2 separate regions of the Homo sapiens genome follow, and region 2 is linked to region 1. A link is an interaction called in ENCODE POLR2A ChIA-PET data of the cell type or tissue named here. Cell type or tissue: Panc1. All regions are shown on one strand. Links, peaks and the distances in the headings refer to the core of each region. The heading gives the core; the rest is flanking DNA. Region 1 overlaps AHDC1 (AT-hook DNA binding motif containing 1). Region 2 overlaps LOC101928391 (a long non-coding RNA gene).

Region 1 (4,384 bases), core at 113-4,112:
CTTTCCTCTTAGAATTCTCCCTATTCTACATGCTTTTCTTCAACTCAAGTTAAAAAAAAAAAAACAAAAAAACCTGAAATGTCCCAGGCATGATGAGACACTGGGTGGGGGAGGGGAGGACGGTGCCCAGAGATGAGTAATTGCCCTAAAGGAGTTGGTGGCGTGGCAAGGAGGGCATTCCCAGGAAGGGCTGTCACGGATGCAGAGAGGGTGAGAGATTAATTGGACCTGAGAAGGACCCTGGAATGCTTCTTGGAGGAAGTGATGTCTGAGTGAAAGATAGGAACTGACAGGTGGGAGATGGGGTAGGAAAGGGCCACCCAGGCCAGGAACAGCAAAAGCACGGGGCACCTTTGGGAGCCAGCCCTCCCAGAGCTCCCTCCTGTTTCCACACATGCTCCTGGCTGTTAAGGGAGGGTGTGTGTGAGGAAGATCGGGGCTGAAAAAAAGGTTGGGTGCCAGGACGGAAGCCTGGAATACCTTGAATACCATGCTGGGAAGCTGGGCCTTGATTTTATAGGCAAGGAAGGAGGCTGGAGAGGGAAGGAAGCAATCAGAAGGTGTAGAGCAATGGAGTCACAGGAGCAGATGTGTTTTAATCAATTCATCCAATAAATATTTTAGGGACTCCAGACACTGTGCATCTAAAAATGCTAAAAAAAAAAAAAAAAAAAAAAAAACAACAACAAAACCCAAGCACTTTGGTGGCCATAATGGGGAGAATGAACTGGGGGGCTGGGGGTGGGGTGCGTGCTTGGAGCAGGGAGGGAGTGGGGCCAGAAACCCAGGTGGCTGAGCTAGAGCTAAAGCCTCTGAAGTCTCAAATTTGTCAAGACCCATTTCCTGCCTCCAGGAATCTCCTGCTGCCTGCCCTGCTCACAACGGTTTTAGAGGGTGGTCCCTGTTCCTTCTCATGGGAGTGTCCCAGGCCCTGTTCTAGAGAGTGATGCTCATGTGGAGGATTTTTATTTTTTATTTTTTATTTTTTTTGAGACGGAGTCTTGCTCTGTCGCCCAGGCTGGAGTGCAGTGGTACGATCGTAGTTCACTGCAACCTCCGGCTCCAGGGTTCAAGCAATTCTCCTGCCTCAGCCTCCCACGTAGCTGGGACTACAGGCACACACCACCACAACTGGCTAACTTTTGTGTTTTTAGTAGAGACAGGGTTTCACCATGTTGGCCAGGCTGGTCTCAAACTCCTGGCCTCAAGTGATCTGCCCGCCTCGGCCTCTGAAAGTGCTGGAATTACAGGCATCAGCCACTGTGCCCGGCCCATGTGGAGGTTTTTTTTTTTTTTTTTGAGACAGAGTTTTTGCTCTTGTCACCCAGGCTGGAGTGCAGTGGTGTGATCTTGGCTCACTGCAACCTCCGCCTCCCGGGATCAAGCAGTTCTCCTGCCTCAGCTTCCCGAGTAGCTGGCACTACAGGCACCTGCCATCATGCCCGGCTAATTTTCGTATTTTTAGTAGAGACAGGGTTTCACCACGTTAGCCAGGCTGGTCTCGAACTCCCAACCTCAGGTGATCCTCTTCCCTCGGCCTCCCAAAGTGCTGGGATTACAGGCGTGAGCCACCGCGCCTGGCAAGGAGGTTTTAAACAAACACCTGTAAAAGGCTGCAAGCCCTGTGGGGGCAGGGCACTGTGTGTCTTGCTCAGTGATACCTGCAGCACTGGATACAATGCCTGGCCCCAAGCAGGTCACTAGCTCATGTGTGTGAACACAGAATTTATCTACTTCCCCCAGCCTTCCAGCACAAACGCAGTGCACTATGGCAGCAAAGGTTATGCTGACAAAGATGGCACAACTGCCAGGGGAAAAATCATGACATATTACAGTCACAAGAAAATATTTTTCATATTTGCAGTGGGGGAGAGGACTGGTGTGCATAACTGTGATGACAGCATTTCTAGCTGAGCCGGGTCATTTTGTCCTTGGGTCCTCCAGGGAGGACTCGGCCCAATTGCTAACGCAAAGAACTAGGTGCTATCACAAAGCCTCCCCCAAGGCCCCAAATCCACACTAGAATACAACCTCCTTCCTAGGAGGAGCACAGGCGAGGGAGGGCCGGCTCTATGGTCCTGCATGAAGGTACAAGAGGCGAGGGTTGGAGGTGTGTGACTCACACAGGCTGGTCAGAGGCCCCGGAGTTCAGCCTCTGTCGGGTATTTACCTACCCATCACCAGCCGCTGACTACGTGCTCACTGTGTACCAGGGACCTGGCCAAGGGCTTCACGTGTAATCTCATTTAATTCTCACAAGAGATGCAGAGAGGTGACGTGACTCATCAGGTGACATGACTCACCAGGTCACCTAGCTGGTAAGGGATGGAACTGGGTTGTGCATAGAGGCCTATCTGTGTCCACAGGCAGGCTCCCAGCCACCACCCTCCAGTTCCGTGGCCCTGCTCTGGGACGTGGGAAGATAAGAAAGAAGAAGGGTGAGTCGGTATGGTCGTGGAGAGATTACATTTTCAGGAAATGAGGGCTCAGAACAAGGCCTGGCCTAAACATGGCTGCAGGAGTGGCAAGAGATAGGATCAGAGGGAGGATGGCCTCAGAGAGTGTGGGGAAGAACTTGTGCCCAGAAGAGTCAGGGCAGGACTGGCTGGGCCCTGACGTAAGGCCTCTTGCTCAGAGTCACAGGCAAGATCAAGTGACCTCTCGAGGTTTCAAGACACGAAGAGACAAAGCCCAGAGCAGCTGCGGCCTGGTCCAGGCCCGGGCATGCCTGCTGACCCCGGCTGGATGGTGGCCTTGGAAACTGCTTCCTGCTTCAGTCAGGCCCTAGCCGCGTAACCTTGGAGGACCTGTGACATTTCTCTTGGCCTCAGGTCAGGCCTGAGAGGGAGTAGGGAGGGGAGAGGGACTCGAGAATCCTGAACACCTTGGAGGGCCCTTCATACCCTCCCACCCCTGTCCCCAGGGTCTGATAGGGTCGATCTTTAGCCCACAGGGCCCAACGTGGAGCCAGTCTGTCTGGCTCTACTTTCCATCTAGAGGCCCAGAGAAGATGTCTGCACAGGGCCAAGGCCCCCTCCTTGCTTGACCCGTTCTGTTCCCCGTCCCATCAGCCACAGCTCTCAGATCAGTCAGGCTCCACATTCCCCATTCTGTCTCCTCTGAGCTTTTATCTTCTAATCCACATTGGGATGTGACCTGCCTTTGCCCACAGTTCCCTCTGCCCAGAATGCCCTTCCCCCGGTCTCCATGTGTGCAAACCTTGCCTATTCTTGAAGGTTGAGCTCCAGTGCAGCTTCTTCCACAGAACCTCAAAATCCATTTAAGATGTCAGACCCAGCAAGAGTTGTGGGGACTGGGGCGGGTGCGGTGGCTCACACCTGTAATCCCAGCACTTTGGGAGGCTGAGGCAGGTGATTCACAAGGTCAGGAGTTCGAGAACAGCCTGACCAATGTGGTGAAACCCCATCTCTACTAAAAATACAAAAAAGTTAGCTGGGCACAGTGGTGCGCCCCTGTAATCCCAGCTACAGGAAGCTGAGGCAGGAGAATCGCTTGAACCCAGGAGGCAGAGGCTGCAGTGAGCCGAGATCGTGCCACTGCACTCCAGCCTCGGCGACACAGTGAGGCTCCATCTCAAAAAGAAAAAAAAAAAAAAGTGTAGGGATTGTCCAATCCAACCTATCCTTTTGCAGATGGGGAATCAGGCGTGGGGAGATGAGAGGCAGCCATATGGCAGAGCACCCAGGCTCAGGAGGGACAGTACTGGGTTCTAATCCTGGCTCCACTATCTGCCAATGGATCCCCTGGGCAAGGTTCAGAGCTGCACCCATTTCCTCAACTCTAATGTGGGATAGGGCGGGAGGCAGGGGGTTGTGGTGGGGAGACACACCCCACCTCATAGTCTGCTGTGAAGGGTCAGTGAGGCAGCGTTACATAAAGGGCCCAGCACAAATGTCCCTTTTCTCATCAAGGGGGCAGAGGGCTGACTTCTGACCACAACACCCAGCTGTCCAGCAAATCTTTGTTTCTCACTGCCTCTGGGCACCTGCCACTCTCTGCCAGGTGTTTTCAGGTTTTTTGTGTACTTGTTTTAGTTTCCTGGGGTGGAGGCTGAACTGGAGGACAGGGGTCATGCCTGCTTTGTCTCCCCAGTACCCAGCACTGGATGGACACACAGGGGCTCAGGTTGGGAAACTAAGCTCAACTGCTGCTTCTCCAGTGCCTGGCGTCAAAACTGCTCACTGCTATTGGTGAATGAGCGTGTCCTTGTCCTCTCTGCTTAAGCCCTCTGTTGAGAGTGGCAACTCCCTCTATGAACTTTTTCCTTGCCACTCTCCTTCTCTGTATCTCCAACTCTTTCTCATTCCCGTGGTGATTTTGATCATCCCCTGGCACTGGGGGGTTGCCCTAGAGCCTGTGGGTC
Region 2 (4,384 bases), core at 123-4,122, 490 kb before region 1:
ATCTTGACAAAATATAAAAAAATTAGCCAGGCATGGTGGTATGCACGTGTAGTCCTAGCTACTCCAGGGGCTGAGGTGGGAAGATTGCCTGAGCCCAGGGAGGTTGACGCTGCAGTGAGCCATGACTGTGCCACTGCACTCCAGCCTATGCAACAGAGCGAGGTCCTGTCTCAAATATATAAAAGAGCTGGGCGCGGTGGCTCACACCTGTAATCCCAGCACTCTGGGAGGCTGAGGCGGGCGGATCATGAGGTCAGGAGATCGAGACCATCCTGGCTAACACGGTGAAACCCCTTCTCTACTAAATATACAAAAAAATTAGCCGGGCGTGGTGGCAGGTGCCTGTAGTCCCAGCTCCTCGGGAGGCTGAGGTAGGAGAATGGTGTGAACCCAGGAGGTGGAGCTTGCAGTGAGCCGAGATCACACCACTGCACTCCAGCCTGGGCGACAGAGCGAGACTCCATCTCAAAAAAAAAAAAAAAAAAAAAAAAAAATATATATATATACACACACACACACACACACACACACACATATGTATATACACACATATATGTATATATACACACACATATATGTATATATATACACACACACATATATAAAAGAAAAAAGTATTTCAACATGAGTTTTGGTGGAGACAAATAGTCCAACCACAACAATATCCCAAAGTTATTCCATCAGGATGGGTCCCTGGGGGTTTTGTAAAGGCAGTATTTCATTTCCTCAGATGTACTGTGAGAAACTGCTGGAATTTCTGGTTTGGGGAAGGCTGAGGCCCTCAGAGGTCTAGATGAGATTTTTTGGTTTCTTCCTTTGCTGGGAAAAACGGATCAGGATGGCCTCGTTTAGACTGTCAGACACTCTGGGATCCTTGGACTTCCCTCAGGAGAAGAAAAGTTGGACCTTCTACCACCAATAGGAAGGGCACTCAGAAATCCTGGTGATATGGCTCTGATGATTGGAGGAACACCAGGGTCCTTGGTTCTCATGCTGGTTTAGATAAAACGACACAGACACATGTAGAGTTGTTTTAAGGAGTGGAGAGTTTAATAGGCAAGAAGGGAGAAGGCAGAAAGAAGAAGCTCCCCCATACAGAGACAGAGAGAGGAGGACTCCAAAGCTGAGAGAGGGAACCCCAAGTGGGGTGCAAACCAGCCAGGTATATATACAGAGGCTGGAGGAGGCGGTGTCTGATTTGCATGGGGCTCAGGGGATTGGTTTGACCAGGCCTGTCATTCACTTAGCCCGCAAAAAAGCTGGCCCTCCCACCCTAGCCTTTTAATATGCAAATGCAGGGTGCCAGGATGTTTTACACACGTGGGGATATGTGGGGGCAGCCATGTTGCCAGGAACATGTGGGGCAAGAGCAAGAAGGCTGCAGGAATTGCCATGTTGGGTGGACCCAGTTTCTAATGACCTGCATTTGCATATTAAAGGCTTTTCTGGAGATGCTTTAAAAAACAAAAACTTTCCAAGGACTCCTTTTCCTCTCTATCTGCCTAAAATAATTTCTTAATAACTCCTACAACACTAGTATTCTGAATATCAGAGGAACTGTGGATTTAATTTGGCTGTTATGCTGATGAAGCAGGGTGCACCTGAGAGGGCCAGGAATGTTAGCAGCCGTGTCCTATGGCGTGGGCTCCCTCCCTCCGTTTCCAAAGGGGCAGATACAGGAGAAGGTGGAGGGCTCTGCACAGCTGCCTTTGGTGCCTGAAGTCCCACTGAGGCAAATCTGGGCCACACAGCCTCACTCCATTACCGCCTTTATGAGTGATTTCTGGAGATATTCCAAGCCCAGCACATTCTTATCCTCAGGTATTTTAGAGATCTATTCGTAGGGCACAAATCATCCCCAAACTTAGCAGCTTAAAACAATATACATTTGGCCAGGCATGATGGCTCACGCCTGTAATCCCACCACTTTGGGAGGCCAAGGCGGGCGGATCACCTGAGGTCAGGAGTTTGAGATCAGCCTGACCAACATGGAGAAACCCCATCTCTACTAAAAATACAAAAAATTAGCCGGGTGTGGTGGTGCATGCCTGTAATTCCAGCTATTCGGGAGGGTGAGGCAGGAGAATCATTTGAACCTGGGAGGCAGAGGTTGCAGTGAGCCGAGATTGTGCCCCTGCACGCCAGCCTGGGCAACAAGAGTGAAACTCCGTCTCAACAACAACAACAACAACAACAACAACAACAACAAAAACCCCAAAACCAATATACATTTGTATACATTTATCCTCTCACTGAGCTTCTGAGGGTCAGGAATCCAGGAGCAGCTTAGCTGGGTGGCCCTGATTCAGGGTCTCTCTTAAAGTTGTGGTCAAGATGTCAGCTGGGACTGGGCGTGGTGGCTCACGCCTGTAATCCCAGCACTTTGGGAGGCCAAGGCGGGCAGATCATATGAGGTCAGGAGTTTGAGACCAGCCTGGACAACATGGTGAAACACCTTCTCAACTAAAAATACAAAAATTAGCCAGGCATGGTGGCACGCACCTGTAATTCCAGCTACTCAGGAGGCTGAGGCAGGAGAATTATTTGAACCCAGGAGGCAGAGGTTGCAGTGAGCCAAGATCGCGCCATTACACTCCAGCCTGGGTGACAGCAAGAGTCCATCTCAAAAAAAAAAAAAGATGTCAGCTGGGATGACCGACTCCTGAAGGCCTGACTGGGGCTGGAGGATCTGCTCCCAAGGCAGCTCACATAGTTGGCAAGTTGGTGCTGATTGATGACAGGCGGCCTTGGTTCCTCACGCATGGGCTTCTCCACAGGGCTGCTTGTACATCCTCACAACATGGTGGCTGCCCTCCCCAAGAGGAAGCGTTCCAACATGGCAGGGTTGAAGCCACCAATCTCTTTTATGGCCTAGCCTTGAAAATCACACGCTATCACTCCTGCTGTACTCCCTTGGTCACCCAGGCCAACCCTATTTAATGTGAGAGAAGACCACACAAGGTTGTAACTAGCAGGAGGTAGGGGTTGCTGGGGCCATCTTGGAGGCTGGCTACCTCACCAGCCTTTGGGTTAATCTTCAGGTAAATCTTCAAACTTTATACTCAGTGGTTCCCATGCCTCCGAGAACTACCTAAGAGAACCCATTTATGCCTGAGGTTGCAATTTTTTGAATTTTTGCAATGAGACCTTGGCGGTGCCCTTGAGCAGTAGGATATAAATAACTCCCACATGCTTAGTGTTCCAATAATGGAACACTAGGCATAAATGGGTTTAAGCATCTTCTATCCATGAGGGGCTCTGTGTTTGAAGAAGGATGAGGAAGATGCCCCGTGCAGGCCCCACCAACTTCCCAGTGGCTCACTTCCTGCTTTGCCCCTCACTCACTGGCACTTTCTGTGTTTCAGCAGCCTGTTCTGGCCATAGCAAAAAGGGGTCCTCCAGCGACTGCCACAGCTGTTCCAACAACAGCCTCAGCCTTTGGCATTTCATGGTTTCCTCAGGAAACTGACTAGATGAGCCCATTTCTTAGGGACAGCCCAGTTTAAGACCACAGGGACAACCTTGAACCCACTAACTCTATCCTCATCTCACTCTACCAGCCAGCTACAGTGAAGGTTCTTTTGGAGGCCAGTGACAGAAGCCAACTCAGCCAAAAGTGGAATCCAAGGCCGGGCGCGGTGGCTCACGCCTGTAATCCTAGCACTTTGGGAGGCCGAGGTGGGCGTATTACCTGAGCTCAAGAGTTCAAGGCCAGCCTGAGCAACACGGCGAAAACCCGTCTCTACTAAAATACAAAAAATTAGCCGGGCGTGGCGGCATGCGCCTGTAGTCCCAGCTGCCTCGCCTGTAGTCCCAGCTACTTGGGAGGCTGAGGCAGAAGTGCTTGAACCCGGGAGGCGGAGCTTGCAGTGAGCCAACATTGCGCTACTGCTCTCCAGCCTGGGCGACAGAGCGAGACTCCACCTCCAAAAAAAAAAAAAGTGGAATCCAGTGGGAGGGTGCCAGAGTGCGTCACAGTACAAAGGGAAATTGAAGAGCCAAGGCCCAGGAAGGGCAGGGACCAGGGCAGTCCTGTGGATGCTAACAGCGGGGGTTCATGGGCTCTCACTGTGGAGCACAGCTAGACTTGGTACCAGAGACTTGTCTCTGCTCCAATTTCCTGGCAGACAGAATCTAATTGGCTCAGCCGTGTCAGGTGCCCATCCCTGGTCCAATCAGCAATGGCGGGGTAGGGGTGGACTCCCAGCCATGATGGCGTAGGGGTGGGGCAGGTCCTAGGGCAGTTAACACAGCTGAGGGCCAAGAAACTCACTAGGAGGATAGCTACTCAAGGAAGAGGTTTGTTCTGTGTAGAAAAAAGGATCTGAGATATTAGGGTGGTCCAAGAGCCCATGACACCCCCCCTCCCTTTTCTAGGATCTTC

What was found. Peaks named below come from ENCODE experiments on the same cell type or tissue, not always from the same donor. Only the 100,000 strongest peaks of a DNase experiment are listed, where the experiment ranks them.
Region 2: POLR2A ChIA-PET joins it to region 1 with 10 read pairs; 3 of 35 experiments call an interaction of 5 or more read pairs at or near these places.

The regions. Positions count from the first base shown.
Region 1 is chr1:27,540,347-27,544,730 of GRCh38, forward strand. All of the region lies in intron 8 of AHDC1 (AT-hook DNA binding motif containing 1), which reads right to left. Among named protein-coding and RNA genes, the nearest start is that of WASF2, 52 kb to the left of the region's middle. RefSeq lists enhancers at 2,152-2,670, 2,671-3,188. In Panc1, for the core only: no CTCF peak of the experiment used is centred there; DNase peaks (open chromatin) are centred at 155 and 2,225; H3K27ac peaks cover 3,294 bases.
Region 2 is chr1:27,048,557-27,052,940 of GRCh38, forward strand. The region is part of intron 5 of LOC101928391 (a long non-coding RNA gene); the gene reads left to right. Among named protein-coding and RNA genes, the nearest start is that of TENT5B, 38 kb to the left of the region's middle. RefSeq lists enhancers at 1,080-1,897, 1,898-2,713. In Panc1, for the core only: no CTCF peak of the experiment used is centred there; no DNase peak of the experiment used is centred there.